2 separate regions of the Homo sapiens genome follow, and region 2 is linked to region 1. Evidence: read pairs that join two places in POLR2A ChIA-PET (ENCODE). Cell type or tissue: Panc1. All regions are shown on one strand. Links, peaks and the distances in the headings refer to the core of each region. The heading gives the core; the rest is flanking DNA. Region 1 has its middle 40 kb from the start of GRID1. Region 2 has its middle 12 kb from the start of OPN4.

Evidence for each region. ChIA-PET counts read pairs that join two places held together with the same protein. Peaks named below come from ENCODE experiments on the same cell type or tissue, not always from the same donor. Only the 100,000 strongest peaks of a DNase experiment are listed, where the experiment ranks them.
Region 2: POLR2A ChIA-PET joins it to region 1 with 11 read pairs; 3 of 35 experiments call an interaction of 5 or more read pairs at or near these places.

Annotation. Positions count from the first base shown.
Region 1 is chr10:86,405,751-86,408,667 of GRCh38, forward strand. No RefSeq gene overlaps it. Among named protein-coding and RNA genes, the nearest start is that of GRID1, 40 kb to the left of the region's middle. In Panc1, for the core only: no CTCF peak of the experiment used is centred there; no DNase peak of the experiment used is centred there.
Region 2 is chr10:86,641,095-86,644,011 of GRCh38, forward strand. No RefSeq gene overlaps it. Among named protein-coding and RNA genes, the nearest start is that of OPN4, 12 kb to the right of the region's middle. RefSeq lists an enhancer at 2,120-2,359. In Panc1, for the core only: no CTCF peak of the experiment used is centred there; a DNase peak (open chromatin) is centred at 1,667; H3K4me3 peaks cover 318 bases; H3K27me3 peaks cover 337 bases.

The sequences.
Region 1 (2,917 bases), core at 122-2,621:
CAGAGATTAGTATGTGGACATCTATGGAGAGCCATTGTTCAGCCTACCACAAAGACCAACAGGGAAAGGACAGAAATGGTGCTGGGACAATTGGTTGTTCATATGGAAAAAACACAAAATTTATATTTTTAATACAAAAAATAATTTCAAAAAGATCACTTAAATGTGAAAATCAAAGTTTAATAGTTTTTGAAACTAATGTAGGAGAATGTTTTAACAACTTCGGTAGAGAAGGATTTATTAAATAATATATTAAAAATTGGAATCATAAAAGATTGGGCCGGGTACGATGGCTCACACCTATAATCCTAGCACTTTGAGAGGCCGAGGCAGGTGGATCACTTGAGCCCTGGAATTCATGATCAGCCTGGGCAACATGGCGAAACCTCATCTGAACAAAAACACAAAAACATTAGCCAGGCATGTTGATGCACACCTGCACACTGGTAGTTCCAACTACTCAGGAGGCTAAGGTGGGAGGATTGCTTGAGCCTGGGAAACAGAGGTTGCAGTAAGCCGAGATCACGGCACTGCACTTTAGCCTGGGGAAAAAAAAAAAAAAAAAAAAAAAAAACCTTCCAGAACATGAAGGCACATTTCATCGTCATTTTAAAACAAAAAAAGAATAAGAAGAAAAGAAAAGATTAATAAATGCAACTGCATTAAAATTTAGAAGCTCTATTTCATAAAAGACACTGTACAGAAAGTGTAAAGTCAAGCCACAAACTGGAAGAATATATTCACAACATTATAATCAACAAGGAAATCATATTCAGAATACGTAAGTATAAAAATCAATAAGAGGCTGGGCATGGTGGCTCATGCCTGTAACCCCAGGACTTTGGGAAGCCGAGGCAGGCAGATCACTTGAGGTCAGGAGTTCAAGACCAGCCTGGCCAACATGGAGAAACCCCGTCTCTACTAAAAATACAAAAATTAGCCGGGCATGGTGTCAAGTGCCTGTAGCCCCAGCTACCCAGAAGGCTGAGACACGAGAATCTCTTGAACCCGGGAGACAGAAGTTGCAGTAAGCCAAGATCATACTATTGCATTCCAGCCTGGGCAACAGAGTGAGACTCTGTCTAAAAAAAAAAAAAAAAAAATCAATAAGAAAAAGATAAACAACTCAATAGAAAAATGGACAAAAGACCAGTGGTCTGTAAATATGCTCAACCTCATCAGTAATCAGGAAAATGGAAATAAAGATGACACTTGAGATGCTAATTTATGTCTACCAAATTGGCAAAAGATTTCAAATCTGATTGTTCAAAGTGTTGGTGGAAAGATAGAGCAGTAGGGACGCCTTTAGCTACACATAGGAGTATAAATTGGCACAGTCACTTTGGAAAACAAGTTGACAGTATTTTAAACTGAATATGCACACATCCTATAGCCAGATATTTCACTCTTAGGTATCTATCTAGAGAAACTCTTGTACATATGCATGAGGAGATATTTACAAAATAGATCATAACAGAATTCTTTGAAATTAAAAATCTTCGGAGGGCCAGGCACAGTGGCTCACACCTGTAATCCCAGCACTTTGGGAGGCCGAGGTGGGCGGATCACTTGAGGTCAGGAGTTTGAGACCAGCCTGGCCAATATGATAAAACCCCATCTCTACTAAAAACGCAAAAATTAGCCAGGCATGGTGGTGCACGCCTGTAGTCCCAGCTACTCGGAAGGCTGAGGCATAAGAATCGCTTGAACCTGGGATGCGGAGGTGGCAGTAAGGGGAGATCATACAACTGCACCCCAGCCTGGGCAACAGAGTAAGACTCTGTCTCAAAAAATAATAATAATAATTAAAAAAAAATTCTGAGAACATTCCATATTTCCATGGATGGTCTACTGCATAGATAAACTGTAGAAATTTCATGTAATGAAATATTATCCAGCTGTGGAGATGGATGACCTACAGCTACATGTTGCAATAAAGATAAATCTCAGAAACATAAAAGTGAGTGAGGAAGAAAAAGAAATCCTTAAGAAGATAGCACATTATAAGGTACTATTTTTATGCATCTCAAAAACAGGCAAAACCGAGCAACATGTTGTTTACAGATCATGTTAGTCCATTTTGTGCTGCTGTAACAGAATATCTGAGGCTGGATTATTTATAAAGAACAAGAACTTATTTCTCACAGTTTTAGAGGCTGGGAAATCCAAGATCAAGGCACCAGCTGGTTTGGTCTCTGGCTCCAAGATGGCACCTTGCTGTGTCTTCCAGAGAGGAGGGACGCTGCATCCTCACATGGCAGAAGGTGGAAAAGGACAAACCCACTCCTGCTAGCCCTTTTTTCTTTTTCTTTTTTTTTTTTTTTTTGAGATGGAGTCTTCCTGTGTCACCCAGGCTGGCATGCAGTGGTGCAATCTTGGCTCACTGCAACATCCACCTCCCAGGTTCAAGTGATTCTCTTGTCTCAGCCTCCCAAGTAGCTGGGACTACAGGCGCACACCACCACGCCCAGCTAATTTTTGTATTTTTATTAGAGACAGGGTTTCACCATAATGGTCAGGCTGGTATGGAACTCCTGACCTCAGGTGATCCACCCCCCTCAGTCTCCCAAAGTGCTGGGATTACAGTCATAAGCCACAGAACCTGGCATGCTAGCCCTTTTTATAGCAGCATTAATCCAATCGTGAGGTCAGAGGCCGAATGACCTAAACACCTCCCATTAGGCCCCACCTCACATATTTTGGGAGACACATTTAGACTATTGCAGAGATATAGTCATGTTAGCTAACACTATTTTTAAAAGCATGAAAATGATAAACACAAAATTTAAGATAGTCGTTACCTCTGAAGAGTAGAGAGGGAGGCAGGGGTTGGCATAAGGGAGAGGCATGCTGCTCCAAATGGTCACATTCAAGAGCTGAAGTTTGGGGCAGGCTTGCCATGTTCACTATATTATCA
Region 2 (2,917 bases), core at 138-2,637, 240 kb after region 1:
GTATTGCTTAAGGTTTGGAAGGTGTTTTGATGGATCTATTTGAACTTTGATTGGGGAAGCCAAGATGATTATTCCAATATCAGCAGAAGATTTTAACCACAATTGATCAGGTACTACCTTTAGCAGGTTTTGTAATTTTCATTACTCAATAATTCAGTGTCTACTATGGCAATATAGATTGCAATTAAATTAGATTTTGAAAAACTTTTTATGTCCAGTAACTCAGTTTTATCATCTAATTCTAAATACATTTTCCCTTTTTGGGAGAAAGAAGTGTATTATATAATTTTAAGTCTTTTTCTATAAGATGGATGGGAGCTGATTCAACCAAAAGGAAAACATAAGTCCCTTGTAAGTGACGTAGCTGAAAAGCTACAGGCTGAGATTTATAAACCAATACAGGAGTATTTGTGACACCCACCATTTGAATTTTTTGTTTACTCCAAGGAATGAATCTTGTAATAAGGTGAGATTTATTACAGATAATGTGGCTCCAGTGTCAACAAAAGCTTGTGTTCATACTCCATTTAAAATAATTATTTTTCCCAAAGTAGAGCCAGGGTCATAAGCACAAATATTTAATTTAAATTTCCTGAGAAAACCAATGTCCTGGTCCTGGTGAGAATCAGGAAATTCCTGAACTATGTCTTTAAGTTTTACCTTTGACCATGATTGAGAAACTAGGGTAGGTTCTCCCCTACCAGACACTGGCTGTTTGAGAAATGGAGCTGGAACAGTAGAAGCAGAAGGAGGAGGAGGTAGATCTGGGCAAGGTACTAAAGGATAAAGAGAAGGAGAAGATAATAAAGGATAATAAAGAATAAAGAGACAGAGGAGCTGAGGGAGGAGGATAAATTTCAGCAGTCTTTAATTCAGAATTTTTTAAGACAACTTTTTGTTCTCTTGTAAAGAAATAACTTTATTATAACCTCTTTAGAAGCTTCCAAGCCTCATTGAAAATAACTCTCCCAATTATTTTGTTTTATCTTATAGCTGACTTTTTCTCATTGAGCACACAATTAAATTAGTTTAGGCATTTCAAAGGTACTACATTTTGTCCATTGCAAATGTTAGGATTTTCTTGGGTCAAGTAAGACCATTTTTCCAAATATTGACAGGAGGTGGTGCCATAAGTATTGTACATAAATCCAGCTGGAGTTTCTAAAGATGGATTCTTTCTTAAAGAGGACTCAGTTTTAGATGGAAGATGGACCATAATTTGGATTTTCTTTTTAAGTGACCAAAGACTCAAAGAGAAAGATGTCTTATTTTTTAATTTTTAAATTTTATTTATATGTTTATTTTGAGATGAAGTCTCTCTCTGTCACCCAGGCTGGAGTACAGTTGCGCTATCTCAGCTCACTGCAACCTCCGCCTTCCAGGTTGAAATGATTCTCCTGCCTCAGCCTCCCAAGTAGCTGGGATTACAGGTGCCCACCACTATACCTTGCTAATTTTTGTATTTTTAGTAGAGGCAGGGTTTCACCACGATGGCCAGGCTAGTATCAAACTCCTCATGTTGGGCTCCTTCCCCCTCGGCATCCCAAAATGCTGGCATTACAGGCGTGAGCCACCGTGCCCAGCTGGGAAAGATGTTTTGGATCTGGTATTCTGCTTAACAGGGATTACTCCTCGAGGTGTCACCCATGAGTCACTTCTACTCTCTTATGTGTTTCAGTGAAACCCAGACATTTCTGGAGGCTTAGGGCCCTGGGATACCAACCCTTCATGTATGCCCAACAGGTTAATCAGATTTCCCTGTATGTTCTTCCTTGGGGTTTCCCTGTAGGACCCTTACACAGCAGAAGCTATGACCTCTGACAGTCCTGTGTGGCCTCAGTTACCTAAGGTGCCTTTCAGCTGGGAGGAACAGTGGCCGTTATTTAGGACTTTCTCAGGTCAAGTAAATCACATCCTCAGACAAAGCCTTTAATGAATTTTTGGTCACTCAGAAAGAAAATCTAAATGGCAATTTTAACCCAGCTCCAAAACCTGGTCAGTTTAAAACTGCACATTTAGCTTAAGCCACAAGCATTCACTTTCTCTTTTTAAAAAGAAACTGCTTTCTATTTAACCAATTTTTTTTGAGACAGAATCTCACTCTGTCACCCAGGCTGGACAGTGGAGTACAGTGTGTCAGCTCCCTGCAATCTCCACCTACTGGGTTCATGCAATTCTCGTACCTCAGCCTCCCAAGTAGCAGGGACCACAGACATGCACCATCACGTTCAGCTAATGCTTTGTATTTTTAGTAGAGATTGGGTTTCACCATGTTGGCCAAGCTGGTCTTCAACTCCTGGCCTCAAGTGATCCAACCGCCTCAGCCTCCCAAAGTGCTGGGATTACAGGTGTGAGCCACTGCACCCAGCCCCAAATTTTGAATGGGAGAAAAGTTGCAAACTTTAGCAAGCAAAACAGACAAAATCTTAACCTCAAAAGAAAGTGAAACTACAAACTTGCAAATAACAGAATCTCTAGAGAAATAACAATAAAGTGACTACCTCAAAGCCAAAAGTTGAGCTTCAGTTCTAGCTCTGTTGAGTGTGGAATTGGGTTGCTTGAATAAAGTCTGAATCTCAGCCAGAACTAGGAAGATATGAAACCTGAGAGAAGTCTTACCAGAGACCCCCGCCAGCTCTGATGAGGTCAGACGAGTAAAAGCCACTCATGCTGGTACTAAATCTCCGAATGCCAGCAAAGCAACGAGGATCGCACGAGGCTTGTTTCAGGTCCTATCTGCAGTTGCCAAAATGTCAACTTAAAATAATCAAAAGGATCAGAGTCTAATTTAAAGAGAGTTTATTCAAATACAAAGTTTGAGGATGGCCCACTCAGGAGCATCAACTGCGAAGAGATGGAGGCAGTGTTCTGAAGTAGAGAAATTAGGGTTTCATTTATAGATGCAGAGACAGAGATG